Linked DNA regions of Homo sapiens: region 2 is linked to region 1. The links are chromatin contacts, found by Hi-C in ENCODE. All regions are on one chromosome and are shown on one strand. Each heading gives the region's core, a stretch centred on a gene start or an enhancer-like site at or near the end of the contact. The rest is flanking DNA. Distances are from core to core; before and after follow the strand shown. Region 1 has its middle 36 kb from the start of DRGX. Region 2 has its middle 37 kb from the start of TMEM273.

The links. Hi-C counts contacts between places; a loop is a spot of excess contacts on that map. Pooled maps may share reads with other maps.
Region 2: a map of heart left ventricle shows a loop between it and region 1 (2.1-fold over the local background). The contact joins two enhancer-like sites. A Hi-C loop is called at or near these places in 3 of 168 maps with a recorded cell type or tissue (Right ventricle myocardium inferior, heart left ventricle and heart right ventricle) and 4 of 50 pooled maps.

The regions. Positions count from the first base shown.
Region 1 is chr10:49,358,172-49,362,449 of GRCh38, reverse strand. No RefSeq gene overlaps it. Among named protein-coding and RNA genes, the nearest start is that of DRGX, 36 kb to the left of the region's middle. Within about 2 kb of position 1,694, at least 6 of the 41 ENCODE cell types and tissues checked have a DNase peak (open chromatin) inside an H3K27ac peak, as active enhancers do; they include heart left ventricle, where a contact is called at or near this core.
Region 2 is chr10:49,223,488-49,227,765 of GRCh38, reverse strand. No RefSeq gene overlaps it. Among named protein-coding and RNA genes, the nearest start is that of TMEM273, 37 kb to the right of the region's middle. Within about 2 kb of position 2,250, at least 3 of the 41 ENCODE cell types and tissues checked have a DNase peak (open chromatin) inside an H3K27ac peak, as active enhancers do; they include heart left ventricle, where a contact is called at or near this core.

The DNA.
Region 1 (4,278 bases), core at 445-2,944:
TTTCTCAAGAAGGAAATGATGGAATGGCTCTCAGCTGTGCCTGAGCCTGCAGAGGGAGTTGGGATTGCCACTCCGTTTCCTGAGCAAATTGTGTGGGCTGTAGGAGAGTTGATTTTCAGGAGGAGGCGTGTGCCCAGGCACTTGAGCTTGGAAGGGAATCTGTGGTACCCAGAGGCAGGGGTGGGCATGAAGGCTGGGGTCAGGGAGAGTGTCTTAGAGAGAGCTCTTCTAGTGGCAAGTACTGGAAAGCACTGAAGCCAGTTTATGTCAAAAAGCACTTTTAGGAGGAGGATACCAAGCGATCTCATGGAGCTCAGGATGGCTGAGACTCTAGTCCTAGGATCCCAGTGAGACAGGCACCAAGAAGCGGGGGGTTGTCAGGAACCTCCCTCGTTTTCCCCCGCAGCTTGGCCCTCTCTGCTCTCTCACAGTCATCAGCCAGGCCGGGATCATTGTGACTTTCCAGCCTCAGCCACACCCTTTGGGGACTTGAGCCAGCAGACACCTCTGGTCTCATCAGGAGTGGTCAATCATGTCCACTCTGGCCCTGCCCTGCCCGGGGGAGGGAACATGGCTCTAAGTCTCTGGGCTGGGGATCTGGGTCGATACCCAGCATATACCCCCATTACCCCCACGGGGATGGCACCAGAGGCAGAGAAGGGCACAGATGTAGAAAACCCAGTCCCTGCTGAGGCAAGTTAAACCAAAGGATGATAGGTTTCCCTGAGACAGGGACTATAAGGGCTTATATTTTTATTATTTTTAAATGATAATGCAGCTTCATTCTGGTCTCCACTCATGAACACCGTCAGCCTACTTCAGAGAATTCCACATTTGGCTGTTTTTCTCATCAAGACTTGGCCAAATACCTTCTACAGCAGCTCCAGCAAACTTGTAGGAATGGAGGGTGTGCCTGCCGCACCCAGGAAGCTCAAAGACCCTAGGGCTGTGGAACACCCAGGTGTCCCATTGGAGCCGTTCTCAGCTGCCTGCCTGTGTCCAGATCATACTCCCAATGACAACAAAGCCCTGGCCTCCAAGTTTGGACGCCCTTGGCCCCAGCACCACCAACTGCCGTCTGAGGGGGACGACATAATTAGTGCGAGACTGGCAGGTGGTTGGGGCCTGCAGTCCTCGTGGCCAAGAGCAGTGGCCCCAACCTTTCTCCCAGCCTGAGCTGTTCTGGCAGAGCCGGCCCCCCTGGCTCTCAGTCCCATAACAGGAGTCAGGGTAATGGGTTTGGATAAACCAGAATCCATCCCCCAGCCCCCAGGAAGAGCATTTTAGAAAAGGCGGCTGCCCCTGCCCAGATATGGGCTTTTCAGCTGCCTCTTTCTGAGCCACCTCAAGACAAAGCGAGGCATTTCGGTGGAAAGCAGCATTGGTTGGTGCCCTGGAAGTGCCTAGGGCCTCTCCTGCCCTGGTACCCTGGAAGCACCTAGGGCTTGTCCTGCACCCTGCCGGATGGACCAAGGAGACTGGCCTGGGAGCCCGGCCTGTGCTTAGTGCTGCTGCCTGCCATCTGCTCACCGGCCTCTTAGCTGACAACAGGGCCCCTGCCAGGCGAAGCTGCTTCTTGTCAGAGCCTGGCTGAGTTCAGGACGGGCCATTGCTCTTTAGCACACCTCTTTAGGTCCTGGGCACCACCCCCTCCCTCTTTCTGGGTGCATTATCAGACAACGCTGGAGCTGCGGCTGCCTGGCCCTGGCCTGGCTCAGCTAGGTGGCCCAGATCACAGCAACCCCTATCTTGGGACCTCTGCTGTGGCTGGGAGAGGAGGCTTGCCAGCTGTTGGAGGGCTGCCAACCCTGCCTGGGCCACACGGCAGTTGGGGGTTGAGTGGGAGAGGGCACTCATCCATCATGAGCCAGGGTCTAGGAGCAAAGGGGGGTGGTGCAAGAGGAAATTACCCAAGCTGGGGGCCCACCAGGTCAAGGGCTGCCTGGCAGCTGCCAAGGGGGCAAGGCGTTCCTTGCAGTCTCTGGTGGCCTCATTCCTCCACTCAGCAGAGAGGAGCAGCCCTTGCTGTAGCCCTGGCCCTGGAAACCCTCCTCTGAGGTGGAGTTCCCCATACATGGTAACACTCCAGCAGGGTTACTGCTGCCTGGGGCGGAGGAAGCGTCACAGGCCTGGGAATCAGAGTCCTGACATTCCTAGCTATGTGACCGTGGGCAAGCCATTTAACCTCTCTGTTCCTCATTTCTTTATCTGTATCATGGACAGAATCATCCTAACTTCGAGTACAGAGGGTTATTGTGAGGAGTCAAGGAAACGATGCATGTGAAGGCAGTTTTTGAACGACTCTCAGGAGAACAAGGTCATTGGCAGCACATGGTGCTGTCTGAAGCTGCCTCCTGCTGCATCAGTGTGGCCTGGGAAAATGCAACCTAAGAGCAGAGAGGAGGCAGTGCCAGGAAGTGAATCGCATGGACTCTCCCCAGGGCTTTTCCTGCCTCAAAGCCCCTCCCCCTCCCAAGATCTGGATGGGGCAGCGAGAGGGGGCTAAGTGATTGTGTAATGGCCACATCTGTCAGCACTGGCCAAATGGTTTTTTCAGGAGTCAGGGAGCTAATGGCCCTGCAGCCGGGACAGACTTTCTCCTAAGTGAAGCACTTTATCTACCCGGGAACTTAAGAGCAGCATGGCCTCAGGCCACAGGGACCCAGAGAACAGCTGCTCTGCTGCAGACTTGAATTAGTGCCCTCTCCCCATTGGCTTCCCTCACACCTGCTGCCAGAGGCCAGACTGCGGGTGGCAGCCTGAGTGGTGGTGGTGGGGGGGGCGGGCGATGGCAGCCCAGAGGGGGTGTCACCACACCCAGCCTTGAGTCCAGGATCCCACGCCACCCACCTAAGCAAGTCCCCTGCCCTCTCCAAGTCTCAGTTTCCTCATCTGTAAAATGGGGACAATGAGGATTAGGTGGGATGAGACAGTGAGGGGCACTGTGGCCAGCACTCAGTGAGGTTACTGCTGCAGAGGAGGGTGTGAGCTGTCCTGGACAACGGTGAGCAGCTTCAGACTGAGGGAACTGGAGAAGAATCCTCTGGGCAGAGAGAAGCCTCTATAAATGAGAGGGAGGCAGAATTCCACTGACGCTGGGGCACTGAGCGTGTTGTGCCCCTGTTTTCACCAGGAGTGCACCTGGGATGATATGAAAGTCCTGTGTACAGAAGTCTAACAAGACCTTACACATGATAAAGTGGCTTCCGTCTCCAAGGAGCTATAGAATATCACAAATTCTCTAACTATTGGATACATGTCTTAATTTTTAATTTTTTAGGGTCAGGAAATAGTGGTACATATTTATAGGGTAAATGTGATATTTTGACACAAAAATACAATGTGTAATGATCAAATCAAGAATATCCATCACCCCAAATCAACTATTCTTTCTTTGTGTTGAGAACATTCCAAATCCATTCCTCAAGTTATTTTGAAATATACAATAAATTATTGTCAATATAGCTACCCTATTGTGCTACCAAACACTAGATCTTACCCCTACCATCTAACTGTATTGTTGTACCCATTAACTAATCTCTCTTAATCCCCCCATCCTCACCACCCTTCTAAGCCTCTGGTAACCTTCACTATACTCTCTACTTCCATGAGATCATTTTTTTTTTAGCTCCCACATATGAGATAATATGCAATATTTATCTTTCTGTGTCTGGCATGTTTAACTTAACATAATGTCCCCCAGTTCCATCCATGTTGTTGCAAACAACAGAATTTCATTCTTTTTTATGACTGAATATTATTCCCTTGTGTATATATACCATGTTTCCTTTATCCATTCATCTGTTGATGGATACTCAGGTTGATTTCATGTCTTGGCTATTGTGAATAGTGTTGCAATAAACATGGGAGGACAGATGTTTTTTTTCAATATACTGAGGTTTTTTCTTTTGGATATATACCTAGGAGTGAAACTGCTGGATCATACGGTAGTTTCATTTTTGTTTCCTTGAGGAAACTCCATACTCTTTCCCTTGGTAGCGGTACTAGTTTATGTTCCCACCAACAGTGTACAAGTGTTCTCCTGTCTCCACGTATATGCCATTACCAGCTTTTTTTTTTTTTTTTATCTTTTTGATAAAAGCTACTTTAACTGTGGATACATTTTAGAAGTCTTTTTATTTTGAAATAATTTTTGAATCACTTAAAGTTTGCAAAAGTAGTACAGAGTTCTCATGTCCTTTTCACCCAACTTCTCCCAAAGAGAACACTGACATAACAATAGTACAATGATCCAAACTGAAAACGGACATTGCTACA
Region 2 (4,278 bases), core at 1,001-3,500, 140 kb after region 1:
AGGGCTCTCTCTTTGCCTTGTTGAATGTGCCCGTGTAGCCTGACCACGTCCATGCAGCTTAGAGACCCAGCAGTGCCCCCAAGAGGGTTTGGATTCTGAGGCCTGCCCTGGGCCCCAGATCTCCACCCCAAACCAGCACCTGTGCTCTGTACCCTGCACACTTGGCCCAGGATGGCTGCTCTGAGGATTTATGCCACAGACCCACAATGTTGGCTACTTTCCTGCTGTCTTGTGGGACATACAGGGCAGATTTCCAATCCACCACGACAGTTCTCACAGAGGAAACCAAGAGCCTTTCTTGCCAAACTCTATATTCCTCTAAGTGGCGAAGTTAAACCAACAGCATCGAAATGACCAGGGAGCTGTAGGAAAATATGCCTGTATGCTCAGAGACCTCGGGAGCTGTAACCCCGCTGGGGGACACTCAGACACCAGGACAGTCCATCAGATCTGAGCCCTGAGGCAGCCCCATCTGAGTGTGCGCTCCTCACATGCACTGGTTCCAACACCATCCTGTTCTGGCTCCTCCCATTTTTTCTGAGGAGGTCTGGGCCATCCTGAGCCCTGTTCCACTAGCAGGTTCAGGAACTCCAGGACCAATGTGTTTTTCAACAAAAGTGTGACAGGAACCCCTGCTCCCCCATTGACCCCTCTAGCCTCTAGCAAATTCCCTTCTCTCCTGTTTCACAGGCAGCTTCTTGTGAGGGTTGTGGACTTCCCCGTCATCCCCACTCTCCTTCCACCTGCTCTCTAGCTCACTGAAGTCTTCCATCTCCCCATCCCACTGAACCTGTTCTCACCAAGGAAAAAAATCCCCAGGTGGAACTGCTTCAATGGTCAGGGGACACATTTCAACCTTGTGCTACTTGACTTCTCTGCTGCATTCAACACTCACTGGGCAGCCCTCGCTTCTTGCTTTCCAAGGCACCTTCTCCCAATTCTCCTCCAACCTCCTGGACCATCCCATCTCAGTCACCTCTGTTGGCCTCTTGCCAGCCTTATTTCTGAATGTTGGTCTTCAGGCCATCTCCTTGCCCCATCTTTGCTTTTTGCGCTTTTAGGCAACCCATCCAACATCTTCCCTTTGATGCTCTGATACCCCTGGAATTGTTGCTGCGAAACTAGAGCTTTCTCCTAAGTTCTGCCTGGGGATCCCACATCACAGAGGGCGAAGGCTCAGGACAAAGAGAATGGCCACACCTCCTTCTTTTCCTGTGTTTCCATTCAAAATAAATGGCCTCACCATCTTCCACTCACTCAAGCCAGTGCCCACTCCCCCTCCTTCATGCCCTGCATTCAACCCCTTCCTCACCTTTCTTGTTATCGCACCAAAGGTCAGGCCTTACCCTCTCGACTGCACCTGCAGTACCTCATCACCTGCAAAGTAGCCTCACTCTATTGCACAGGGACTCTCTCTTTCTCTCTACATATATTTTCTATATATTTTTGAAAATAAATATTTCAATGCTAGGCATTTCACCCTAAATACTCTGCAAGGTCTCTTCTAAGAATAAGAGTGGGGCAGTCTCTTGCAGTGGAAAAGGACTGGGATTGATAGAAAGGCCTGGACCCACAGCCGACCTGGGCCAGTTGCTGAGCCCCTGTTGACTTCCTTTGCAGAGTGGGGCTCTGTGCATTTCTCTGACCCACAGAGTGCTGCGGGGCTCTGTTGTTAATGTGCCTGATCCATTGGAGCTGGTCACACTGGAGCTGTAGGCTTCTAGTTCAAGCCCCACCAACTTTCTTTTGCAGCTTGCAGGGGGAAGGCAGAAAACCAGCCGGGGGCAATGGCCAGCACTGAAAAGGAGAAAAAGGGAGGCCTTGTTAGTTTAAGTAATGTGTCCAGAAGATAAATCTTGTGAGAAGGTCTGTGTATGGTTATGCATGTTTGGAAATGTTTTGGGTGTCATGTTGGCTTGGTAGGAATAGAATGTCATGATACAGCAGAAACCGGTGGATTTCCACAAACACATCACAATCAGCAGGAAGAGAGTGTCTTGGTCAGCAGGACAGCAGGAGATGCAGGGCTGATAAAGAGGAAGAGCTCCCAGGCTTTCCCCACTTCAGAGAGGGAGGCCTGGGTGGAGCTGGGAGCAGTGGTGCTGGAGACAGAGTGGGCTCTCTTGGGGAGGGCTCGGGCATGGACTGAAGTGACACTGAGCCTGTCAGCTAAAGATGGCCCTGAGCTGTCCCTTGGCCACTGTCTGTGAGTCATTGAGTAACGTGAGTACATGTGGCCCGGCCCGCAGTCTCGTCTGCATGGAAGGAGACCTGGTTGGAAGCTGCGGTGCTCATTTCCTGGAGGCTCCTCTGAGCTAACTCCTGCTGGCTCCAGGGCAGCCTGTGTCCGACCACCCCTTGCCCACCCTCTTAGCACCGAGCTCCTAGGTCCAGCACATTTTGCTTGTTACCCTTCGATTTACATATCTGACAGTCACAACATCTACTTGAGAACTATTTTAGGAGCCCTCTGGTGTTATCAGGAAGCAGCAGTAACATAGCGGAGCTGCCGGGAATTTTTCCCTGGTGTTTGTATAGGAGCCCACCTAGGGAGCATTTCAACAATCAGTGGGGCTCTCTTCTTGCTGATGATATCATGGTCCCATGAGACCATAACCCCCAGAATGGGAAGCTGCCAAATCAGTAGGCCACCACTTTTCGATTTGGTGCTCAAAGATTTTTGGCCAGAGGAACCTTATCAAGTAGAGATGGTCCCTAATTTAAGATGATTTGATGTAAGATTTTTTGACTTTATGATGGTGCAAAAGCCATATGTATTCAGTAGAAACAGTACCTTGAATTTTGAGTTTTGATCTTTTCCTAGGCTAGTGATATGCAGTATGATACTTTTACATGAGATATTCAACACTTTATCGTAAAATAGGTTTTTTGTGTTAGATGATTTTGCCCAACCATGGGCTAATGTAAGTGTTCTGAGCACGTTCAACTAGGCTAGGCTGGACTGTGATGTACAGTAGGTTAGGTGAATTAAATACATTTTTTTTGAGACAGAGTCTCACTGTGTTGCCAAGCCTGGAGTGCAGTGGTGTGATCATGGCCCACTGCAGCCTTGTCCTCCCAGGTTCAAGAGATTCTTGTGCCTCACCCTCCAAAGTAGCTGGGATTACAGGCATGTGCCACCATTCTCGGCTTATTTTTGTAATTTTTAGTAGAGATGAAGTTTCGTCAAGTTGGCCAGGCTGGTCGTGAACTCCTGGCCTCAAGTGATCCATCTGCCTTGGCCTCCCAAAGTGCTGGGATTACAGATATGCACTACCACACCCAGCCTAAAGGCATTTTTGACTTACAATATTTTTTAACTTAGATGGTTTTATTGAGATGCAACTCCATCATAAATTGAGGAACATCTGTATCACATTGTTAGAGTAATATTTTCTTGGCCACAGATGCCAGCACCATGCTTCCTGTACAACCTATAGAACTGTGAGCCAACTAAATTTCTTTTCTTTATAAATTACCCAGCCTCAGATATTTCTTTTGAGCAATGTAAGAATGCAAGAATGAACTAACACAGAAAACTGGTACCAAGGAGTGGGGCATTGCTATAATGATACCTGAGAAAGTGGAAGTGGCTTTGGAACTGGTTAATGAGCAGAGATTGGAAGAGTTTGGAAGGCCCAGAATAAGTCAGGAAGATGAGGGAAAGTTTGGGATTTCTTAGAAACTGGCTACATGGTTGTGACCAAAATGCTGATAATGATATGGGGAGTGAAGTTCAGGCTGAGGAGGTCTTAGATGAAAATGAGAAAGTTATTGGGAACTGGAGTAAAAGTCATCCCTGTAATGCCTTAGCAAAGAGCTTGGCTGCATTGTGTTCATGTCTAGGGATCTGTGGAAGTTGGAACTTAAGAGTGATGACTTAGGGTATCTGGTGGAAGAAATCTCTAAGCCCCAAAACATTCAAGATGTGGCCTGGCTACTTCTAATAGCATATGATCAGATATAGGAGCAAAGGAATGGCTTACAGTTGTAACTTGTATTTGAAAGGGAAGCAGAGTATAAAAGTTTGGAAAATTTGCAGCCTGGCCCTGTGGTAGAGAAGGAATCCAAGCAGCCTTTGGAGTAACCACTTGCTAGAGAGATGTGTACAACTAAGAGGGAGCCAAGTGCTAACATCCAAGACAATGGGAAAAAGGCCTCAAAGGCATTTCAGAGATCTTAGAGACAGCCTCCAATCCCAGGCCCTGAGGCCTAGGAGGAAAGAATGGTTTCAAGGGCCAGGCCCAGGCCCCCATTGCCATGAGCAGTCTTGGGACA